Linked DNA regions of Homo sapiens: region 2 is linked to region 1. A link is an interaction called in ENCODE POLR2A ChIA-PET data of the cell type or tissue named here. Cell type or tissue: Panc1. All regions are shown on one strand. Links, peaks and the distances in the headings refer to the core of each region. The heading gives the core; the rest is flanking DNA.

Region 1 (5,482 bases), core at 733-4,732:
CACTCATTTATTTTTAGTGCTGAATAATATTCCATCACCTGATGTAAAACAGTTTACCCACTAACCTACTGCAGGATGTTTTGATTGTTCTGAGGTTTTGGCAATTATGAATAAAGCTCCTATAAACATCCATGTGCAGGTTTTTATATGGACTAAGTTTTCAGCTTCTTTGGGTAAATATCAAGGAGAGCAGTTGCAGGATTGCATGGTAAGAATATATTCAATTTTATAAGAAATGGTCAAATGGTATTTGAAAGTGGATATGTGCCATTTTGTATTCCCACCAGCAATGAAAGAGTACCCATTGTTTCACACCCACTTCAGCATTTGGTGTTGTTATTGTTTTGGAGTTTGGTCACTCTTGTAGATCTGTAGTGGTATCTTGTTTTAATTTTGATTCCCTAATGACATGATGTTGAACATCTTTTCACATACTTACTTACCATCTGTGTATCTTCTTTGGTGAGGTTCTGTTTGTGTTTTGGGGCTCATTTTCTTATTGTTGAGTTATGAGTTCTTTGTATGTTTTGGATGACAGTCCTTTTTCATGTCTCTTGGAAGTATTTTTTTCCCAGTCTGTGACTTGTCTTACTCCATTGGCATTGTCTTTCATAGAGCACAAGTGTTTTATTTTAATGAAGTCCAGTTTTATCAGTTATTTCTTTCATGGATAGTGCCTTTGATGTTGTAGCTAAAAAGTCATTGTTTTGCCAAAGGTCATCTAGTTATCTTCTAGGAATTTTATAGTTTTGCATTTTAAATTTAGGTCTATTATTTATTTTGAGTTAATTTTTTATGAAAGGTGTAAGGTCTGTGTCTTGGTTTATGTCTTTGCATGTGGATGTCTACAAAGATGGTTGACCATTCAACAATCTTTGTTGAAAAGATTGTCTTTTCTCCACTGTATTACTTTTGCTCCTTTGTTGAAGATCAGTTGACTATATTTATGTAGGTCTATTTCTGAGCTTTCTACTCTGTTCCATTGGCCTGTTTACCAGTTCTTTTGCCAATACCACACTGTCTTCATTACCGTTGCTTTATAATAAATCTTGAAGTCAGATAGAGTCAGTCCTACAACTTTGTTCTTCTTTAACATTGAGTTGGCCATTCTGAGTCCTCTGCCTTTCCATATAAACCTAATTTTTATTTTTTATTATTTTTTTGAAATGGGTTCTCACCCTGTCTCCCAGGCTGGAGTGCAGTGGTGCCATCACAGCTCACTGAAGCCTTGAATTCATGGGTTCAAGCGATCCACCCACCCCAGCCTCTCGAGTAGCTGGGTCTATAGGCACATGCCACTATGCCCAGATAATTTCAATTTTTTTTTGTAGAGACGGGATCTCGTGATGTTACCCAGGCTGGTCTCAAACTCCTGTGTGCAAGCAATCTTCCCACCTTGGCCTCCCAAAGTGTTGGGATTACAGGCATGAGCCACCACGCCTGGCCCTTTCCATATAAACTTCAGAATCAGTTTGTCAATATCTACAAAATAACTTCATGGGATTGGTTGAGATTGTGTTGAATTTGTAGATCAAGTTATGGAGAACTGAACATCTTGACAATGTTGATTCTTCCTATTTATAAACACAAAACATCTCTCCATTTAGTTGTCATCTTTCATCAAAGTTTCATAGTTTACTTCATATAGATCTTGTAAATGTGTTGTAAGAGTTAAAGCTAAGTATTTCATTTTTAGGAGTGGTAATGTAAATGGTAATGTTTTTATTTCAAAATCTACCTCTTTATTGCTGGTTTATAGGAAAGCAATTGATGTTGGAAATTAACTTTGTATCCTGCCACTTCGCTATTATCACTTATTAGTTTCAGGAGTTTTTTTGTGATTATTTCAGATTTTCTACATAGACTGTCATCTATGAAGGGAGAGAATTGTATATATTTCTTCCTGTCCAATCTGTATACCTTTTATTTCCTTTTCTTGTCTTATTACATTAGCTAGAACTTCCAGTATGATTCTGAAGAGCAGTGGTGAGAGTAGACATCCTTGCCTTCTTTCTAATCTTAGTGGTAGAATTTCGGGTTCTTCACCATTAATATAATGTTAGCTGTAGGCTTTTAGTAGATATTCTTTTCAAGGTGGGGAAATTGCCCCTCTATTCCTAGTTTGCTGAGTTTTTATCATGAATGATTTTTTGATTTTGTTAATGCTTTTTCAGTATCAATGTGATTTTGATTTTTTTCTTTAGCCTGCTATTGTGATGGATTACATTAATTGATTTTTGAATGTTAAGCCAGGCTTGCATACTGATATGATTTGGCTGTGTTTCCACCCAAATCTCATCTTGAATTGTAGTTTCTATAATCCCCACGTGTTGTGGGAGGGGCCGGGTGGAGACAATTGAATCATGGGGGCAGTTTTCCCCATCCTGTCCTCATGATAATGAGTTAGTCCTTGTGAGATCTGATGGTTTTATAAGGGGCTTCCCCTTCACTGGGCACTCATTTTTCTTCTCCCTGCCACCATGTGAAGAAGAACATGTTTGCTTCCCCTTCTGCAGTGATTATAAGTTTCCTGAGGCCTCACTAGTCGTGCTGAACTATAAGTCAATTAAACCTCTTTCTGTTATAAATTACCCATTTTCTGGCAGTTCTTTTTTTTTTTTTTTTTTTTTTTTTAAGATGGAGTTTTGCTCTTGTTGCCCAGGCTGGAGTGCAATGATGCGATCTCAGCTCACTGCAACCTCTGCCTCCCGTGTTCAAGCAATTCTCCTGCCTCAGCCTCCCAAGTAGCTAGGATTACAGGCATGCGCCACCACAGCTGGCTAATTTTTTGTATTTAGTAGAGCTGGGTTTTCACAATGTTAGTCAGGCTGGTCTCAAACTCCTGACCTCAGGTGATCCACCCACCTTGGCGTCCCAAAGTGCTGAGATTACAGGTGTGTGCCACCATGCCCAGCCTGTGGCAGTTCTTTATAGCAGCAAGAGAACAAACTAATGTGCATACCTAGGATAAATTCCACTTGATAATACTGTATAATTCTTTCCATATATTGTTGGATTCAATTTGCTAATATATTACTGAGGATTTTTGCATTTATGTTCATAAAAGCTGTTGGTCTGTAGTTTTCTTGTAATGTCTTTGGTTTTGGTATTGGGATAATGCTGGCTGCATAGAATGGGTCAGGAAATATTCTGCTTGTAGGAATTGGTGTAGTTTCTTCCTTAAATATTTAGCAGAATTAACCAACACAACAATATGGGCCTATTGACTTCTGTTTTGGAAGGTTATTAATTATTGATCCAATTTCTTTAAAAGATACAGACATTCAGATTGCCTATTTCTTCTGTGAGTTTTGGCAGATTGTGCTTTTTAAGGAGTTGATTCTTTCACTTTGTTTATTAAATTTGTGGGCCTAGAGTTGTTTATAATATTCCTTTATTAACTTTTTAATGTCTATGGGAGCTGTAGTTGTGTCCCTTCTTGCTTTTTTTTTTTTTTTTTTGAGATGGAGTCTTGCTCTGTCACCCAGGCTGGAGCACAGTGGTGTGATCTCGGCTCACTGCAACCTCTGCCTCCTGGGTTCAAATGATTCTCCTGTCTCAGCCTCCTGAGGAGCTACGATTACAGGTGCCTGCCACCATGCCTGGCTAATTTTTGTATTTTTAGTAGATGTAGGGTTTTGCCATGTTGGCCAGGCTAGTTTTGAACTGCTGACCTCAAGTGATCCACCTGCCTTGGCCTCCCGAAGTGCTGGGATTACAGATGTGAGCCACCACGCCTGGCCCCTTTTCATTTTTGATGTTAGTAATTTGTGTCTTCTGTTTTTGTTAGTCTGGCTAAGGCTTAGCAATTGTTATTGATCTTTTCAAAGACCTACCTTTTTGTGTGACTGATTTTTCTTTATTGATTTCCTATTTTCTATTTCTGATTTGTGCTCTAATTTTGATTATTCCTTTTCTTATGTTTATTTTGGATTTAATTTGTTCTGTTCTTATTTCCTGTGGTAAAAACAAAGATTATTGATTTTAGATCTTATTTTCTAATATACACATTCAATGCTATAAATTGCAGTCTGAGTACTGCTTTCACTACATCTTATTTTAAAATTTATTTTTATTTACTTCAAAATATTTTAAAATGTCTCTTGAGAGGTTTGTTTGTTTGTTTGTTTTGAGACAGTCTCACTCTGTCGCCCAGGCTGGAGTGCAGTGGCATGATCTTGGCTCACTGCAAACTCTGCCTCCCGGGTTCAACTGATTCTCCTGACTTGGCCTCCCGAGTAGCTGGGATTACAGGTGTGCACCACCATACCCACTAATTTTTTGTATTTTTAGTAGAGACGGGGTTTCATCATGTTGGTCAGGCTGGTTTTGAACTCCTGACTTCAAGCAATCCACCCACCTTGGCCTCCCAAAGTGCTAGGATTACAGGCATGAGCCACTGCGCCCAGCGTCTTGAGAGTTTTTTAACCCCTGTGTTATCTAGAAATGTGTTAATTTTCAAGTAATTGGGACTTTCCAGCCATCTTTCTGTAGTTGATTTCTAGTTTAATTTCCTTGTCTGAGAGCAAATATTGTATGATTTCTATTCTTTTCAATGCGTTAAGGTGTGCTTTATGGTGCAGAATGTAGTCTATCCTGGGGAATGTTTTATATGAGCTTGAGAAGAATGTGTACTGTGCTGCTGTTGGATGAAGTAATCTATAGGTGTTAATTATATCCAGTTGATTGATGGTGTTGTCGAATTCAACTCTGTCCTTACTGAATTTTTTTTTTTTTTTTTTGAGACGGAGTCTCGCTCTGTCGCCCAGGCTGGAGTGCAGTGGCGGGATCTCGGCTCACTGCAAGCTCCGCCTCCCGGGTTCACGCCATTCTCCTGCCTCAGCCTCCCAAGTAGCTGGGACTACAGGCGCGCGCCACTACGCCCGGCTAATTTTTTGTATTTTTAGTAGAGACGGGGTTTCACCGTTTTTTAGCCGGGATGGTCTCGATCTCCTGACCTCGTGATCCGCCCACCTCGGCCTCCCAAAGTGCTGGGATTACAGGCGTGAGCCACCGCGCCCGGCCTCCTTACTGAATTTTTTGCTTGCTGGATCTGTCTGTCTAATACTGATGGAGGGGTATTAAAATCTCCAATGATAATACTGGACACAACATATAGTTGGGTCTTGTTTTTATCCACTCTGACAACCCCTGTCTTTTAATTGGTGTGTTTAGACCATTGATGTTTAAGGTGATTTTTAAGTATATTTGGATTAATATATAACCATATTTGTTATTAAAAAATGGTGCGAAGGCCAGGTGCAGTGGCTCGCACCTGGAATCCCAGCACATTGGGAGCCTGAGGCGGGCAGATCACTTGAGATCAGCGGCTCAAGATCAGCCTGGGCAACATGGTGAAACCCTGTCTTTACTAAAAATACAAAAGTTAGCTGATTGTAGTGGCACATGCCTGTAGTCCCAGATACTCAGGAGGCTGAGGCAGGAGAATTGCTTGAATCCAGGAGGTGGAGGCTGCAGTGAG
Region 2 (5,482 bases), core at 952-4,951, 330 kb before region 1:
TTTTAATGCTTTCCTTTTCCATCCTGCCGTTAGAGATCGTCTTGTGAATGGACAGGATAGACAAAAGATGGCTTCCCTTTAGTGTTGGTTGGAAGAGTCACCCTGCTGTTTGCACAGTTAACAGCTTCTATTTAGTTATTCTTTTCTCCTTCCAACTCCCACAACTACGGCAAACATTGTTCAAGGCAATGCTATGCAAATAGCCCACATCCTTGCCCTTGTCTTTTCTCTCCCAGTTAAGGCAGTGTCCAAAAAAGTGTCCCACTCACCAAGTAGCAGCTTTCTGTATTTTTAAGTGCTGTTTTGAGATAGGAGGAAGGCTAGAAGAGGAATAGAAGAAAAAGAATCTTGAAAAGGACTGGCAGCGTTACTATGACTACCCACTACAAAGTTGAGTATACTTAACAGCGAGTGCCATGATTAAGCCCCGGATAGTGCAGAGAATGAGGTACCTAGAAGCCTTTGTCTCTGACAGATGCACTTGAAAAATCCATTGTATGGGGAAGGAGGTTCGAAATATACATGTAAACCCAGGAATTAGTGTTTAAGGGGAGAAAATTTATGCTTGCAGTTTCATTAACATATATACACACACAAGTATACAGATATGTATATATCATATATATTGCATGCATGCATGTATGTATGTGTAGATTGTATATGTGTTTGTGTAAAATATATATATTTTAGTTTTTCCTCTGTGGACATTTCTGTTATTGTCTCTCTTCTTTTTTAATTGTTTAGTAGTACTCTAGAAAACAGTAAAGGTCGGGTGCGGTGGCTCACGCCTGTAATCCCATCACTTTGGGAGGCCAAGGCAGGCGGATCACCTGAGGTCGGGAGTTCGAGACCAACCTGACCAACATGGAGAAACCCTGTCTCTACTAAAAATACAAAATTAGCTGGGCATGGTGACGCACACCTGTGATCCCAGCTACTCAGGAGTTTGAGGCAGGAGAATCACTTGAACCCGGGAGGTAGAGGTTGTGGTGAGCCGAGATTGCGCCATTGTACTCCAGCCTGGGCAACAAGAGTGAAACTCCATCTCAAAAAACAAAAAAAAAGAAAAAGAAAACAGTATACCTGGTCAGGAATTGAACACATGTTTTTTGTTTTATTTATTAAAATTTTTAATTTATATAAAGAGATATGTCAATGGGCCAGGCATGGTGGCTCATGCCTGTAATCCCAGCACTTTGGGAGGCCAAGGCAGGCGGATCACTTGAGGTCAGGAGTTCAAGACCAGCCTGGCCAACATGGTGAAACCCCGTCTCTACTAAAAATACAAAAAAATTAGCCAGGTATGGTAGTGCACGCCTGTAATCCCAGCTACTGGGGAAGCTGAGGCAGGAGAACCGCTTGAACCCAGGAGGCAGAGGTTACAGTGAGCCAAGATCCGCCACTACACTCCAGCCTGGGCCACAGAGCAAGACTCCGTCTGGAAAAAAAAAAAAAAAAAAAAAAAAAAAGAAGTATGTCAAAGAAGAGCCAAAGTGAAAATAAACAATTTTTTTAAAAAAGAGATGAGGTCTCACTGTGTTGCCCAGGCTGGTCTTGGACTCCTGGGCTCAGGTGATCCTCCTGCCTCGGCCTTCCAAAGTGCTGGGATTACAGGCATGAACCACCATGTCCGGCCTCAAGCACGTGTTAATCAGTTCACCTGCTGTATGCTTCTTTAAACTTTGAAAAGGCAAAAGTACTTTATTGTGTTTTGTAAACATAGAGGCGTCTGCCCAGGCTGGAACATATGAGGGAAATGGTCAAACTTTCAGAACCCCAAAAGATTGGGCATGGTTACCTTCATACTAGTAGTTTTGGAAACAGCAGAGTGATGTGTGACTTTTTAAAACACAGATTTTCGGTATTTTCAATGTAGATCAGTGTCCTCATTTACCATTCTGTGATTCATAAATCTGTTAGCCCTCTGCTCTTTTCCAACCCTGTTAAGAAGGCAGAGAGCCATTTTCTGATCCATTAAGTGCCTTTTGTCAAATAGTAGATAAAAAGCACCCACCCACATACAAACCTCAGAAATGTAGCATCTTTCCAAGGATGTGTAACTGCCAGAGATCTGGAGTTTAGGTGTTCAGTGTCTTGGTGCAGTTGGCTCCTTCCACACACAGCTGACATGACCTTGGACCTCCTGAGCTACTGAGGGACAGGTAGCTGGGTCATGCCCCCGTTTCCTTCCTCACGACTAAACACTCTGCTTGCCTTCCTGATTCTGCCTTTGTGAGCAGGGCTCCCTGAACTCTCACAGTTTGTCTTCCCAGCCAATTCTCCCCTTCTTTTCTGCCACCACCTTTTTGTTGCACCTATTCTTCTGGCCTGGCATTATCAAAAAGTCAAATCACGCTTTTTATTGACAGAACAACAATTTCAGAATATCAGATGTAATCTTTGAGTCTTTCTTTGGTTGCTCCCCTTCTGATAATCATAGACTCATTCTTTGTAGACAGAGTTTTCTTTTTTCTTCCCATCTTAGTTTTATTCTGGACACTAGAGAGTCCTAAAAGGCTCTTCATTATATAACAATTTTTTTTTGTAGTTCTGAAACCCAAACAATTACCAATAAAAGATGTGACTGTAAGATAATACTACTACTAGTGGCCACCATTTGTGGGATATTTTTGTGTGCCGTGCAGAGAGCTAGAAACTTCACATGTAATAGTACTTAGCACTTTTTTGAACTGAAGCCAGGGAATGAATTCATATTCCTCAATAGTCAGCCTTCAAAGCGCATGTTCTTAATCACTGTACGTTCCCTCACCACCAAGGTCTTAAAGAAGCTGGTTTGAGTGGAGAGCAGTAAAGGTTGCTGGGTAGGAGGGATAGCAGAGGAAAGGTGGCAAAGAAAGCAACTTTGGGGACTAAAAGACAAGTATTGGCCTCAAAACATATTCACTTGACTATATTCTGTCTTGTATCTTTTCCCTTTTTTAAAATTTTTCATAGAAATCTACATGTTTAAGAGGTAGGATTTTATCAAGAAGCTAAGAGACCATATTTTTCTAGTATGGGCTATAGATAGTAAAAAGTCTAGATGTATGATGATGGAAGTGTAGCAGAATAAACTGGATGAAATAATTTTTTTGTTGGCAATATTTTTCAAAATTCCTTAAATAATTAAAAGAACTAACTAAAAAATGGGCTGCCCCTTTATCATTGCACAATAGGCAACCTGTAGCCAACATAAATAAAAGTAGAATCCCATTTTTGATGAATTTTACAGGACATCACACCTATTACATGTCTACTCAATCCTTACTAATTTTGAAACACACTCCCTACTTTGTGAAGTGGCTCAGGTTATGAGCTGTAGAATTTGTTGTGGGAAGTCAGTAGCACACCGTAAGCATTAAAAAATTGGTTTGAAATTGTGTGAAAGGAAATTTTTTTTTGTTTTGTTTGCTTTTTTGAGATGGAGTTTCACTTTTGTTGCCCAGTTTGGAGTGCGATGGGGCAATCTTGCCTCACAGCAACCTCTGCTTCCCGGGTTTAGCTGATTCTCCTGCCTCAGTCTCCTGAGTAGCAGGGACTATGGGCATGCACCACCACACCCACCTAATTTTTGTATTTTAGTAGAGACGGGGTTTTGCCATGTTGGCCAGGCTGGTCTTGAATTCCTGACCTCAAGGGATCCGCCCGCCCCAACCTCCCAAAGTGTTGGGATTACAGGCGTGAGCCACCATGCCTGGCCAGGAAATGTTTTTAGAGTTACAAAGCAAAGCAGTGGTACTTGAGAAGGTAAGTAGCAATATGGCCATGCCCCCTACTGTATTTGAATAATTGTGAAAAGGTTCATAGTCTCCCTAAAACTTCTCAAGGCTGCTGGCCAAGGTGGCATTCCCTCTCTTTGCAAAGCCTTTTTTATCTGACATGCTCCCTACCGACCGGACAAGATACTCAGCTTTGTCAGAGGGAGTGGTGGGGCGGGGGTGGGAAAGTTTGGAAGAAAGGTGTGGGAACCTTATGATGTGTAGGAAAGGAGAGCCTGGCAGGCCAAGACAGCAAAAAGCAGGTGGAAAGCTGAAGTCGTTGTAGCATGTCGCCTTTTAGAGTGTGATTCTTCTAACTTCAGAGTCTGTTTAGGGACTCTCCACAGACATTTATCTACTTCTGCTGTCTTTTTTATGAACTTAGGAAATCTGATCACTTGAGGTGAGAATGCTTGGTAAAATTCTGACCCATCTCTCTTCCTTCCTCAAAATCTGAGAGATACCACTGTAACCCTCTGCTCACATCTCCTTTTTACTTTCCTTTGCCTCTGTCCCATAAACGTTTATCCTTACTGACTTTCATTTTATGTGTTGATAGGGTTTTTCCAGAACTCTCAAAGGAGAAGCACTTATCATAGTGCAGTTATGGTGACATTTACTTACTGCTTACTTTGTGCCAAGTGCCATGCTAAGCATTTAACTCCGAAATGGTTAATATTATTATCCCCATTTTGTTAATGTAGAAATGGGCACAGAGAAGTAACTTGCCAAGGTTACTCAGCAGCTAGGTGGTGGACCTAGGATTCACTGTGAGCATGCTGACTCCAGAGTCCACATGCTATGTCACACTCTTTCATCACCTCCCGTAACTGGAATCAGGTCCTAGATTAGAGGCACGTCTTCAGGCAACCAGCCCTCTGGTTCCATATTCTACTCACTAATGCCCTATTTACTAAAAATGAGTAAATTAATGAAACTCAAGAGTCACCAATCTGATAGAAAAAATGGTTGTATATGTAAAAAACGCTGAATAGGTCCATTTATAACAGACATTAAGACTTTCCTAAACACCTAAAATTGTCTGTTTCTTGTCTATTGCCTTGTTCTTTCTTCTGCATCCCTAGCATATGGGAGGTACCCTGTACATGTTGAGTGAATGAATCTGTTATGTACATGTAATGAAGCCAGTGTTAGACTGACCTGTTTGTTGGGGCATAAATATGGTTTGATTTTATAGAATTTGGGGGTTTTCACAATTGAAGTGAAACATGAGGGTGGAAAAATGCCATTGCAAGGCTATATACATATCTATACCAGCAAGTATCTATTGAGAGTCTGGTATTTGGTAGGTACTATTTTGAGTAGATACGTAAGAGGTATGCAAAATGCATATTTCTTTGGTGGAGCTTCTGGTCTTTGTGGAGCTAGTTATTTAGTTTCATTTTACAACTGAGTAAATTGAGGCAAGAGGAGGATAAATTTCCCAAGGTCACCTACTAAGTTTTTGATAGCTTTACGTCTGTGTAAATTATTGCCTACAGCCACTGAGCCATGAAATCAGTTTTACTTTTCAGGGTAGAGGTTATTTTTAATCTTATGCTGGTTAATTTTAACAAGTGAAAAGATGATGCATTATAATACTCCTGGTAGTGTTTGTTTCTAACAAAGTAATGATAAATCAACTTTCTGAGTATATCAGTTTATAGTTGTTGTCAACTTTGGTTAATATCTATAAAGTGACACTGAGCCTATGAAGTGTATAA

The links. ChIA-PET counts read pairs that join two places held together with the same protein. Peaks named below come from ENCODE experiments on the same cell type or tissue, not always from the same donor. Only the 100,000 strongest peaks of a DNase experiment are listed, where the experiment ranks them.
Region 2: POLR2A ChIA-PET joins it to region 1 with 7 read pairs; 3 of 35 experiments call an interaction of 5 or more read pairs at or near these places.

What each region holds. Positions count from the first base shown.
Region 1 is chr4:71,037,769-71,043,250 of GRCh38, forward strand. No RefSeq gene overlaps it. Among named protein-coding and RNA genes, the nearest start is that of DCK, 47 kb to the left of the region's middle. In Panc1, for the core only: no CTCF peak of the experiment used is centred there; no DNase peak of the experiment used is centred there.
Region 2 is chr4:70,709,623-70,715,104 of GRCh38, forward strand. It overlaps a transcript of RUFY3 not described here. Among named protein-coding and RNA genes, the nearest start is that of RUFY3, 9.6 kb to the right of the region's middle. In Panc1, for the core only: no CTCF peak of the experiment used is centred there; no DNase peak of the experiment used is centred there; H3K27ac peaks cover 1,163 bases.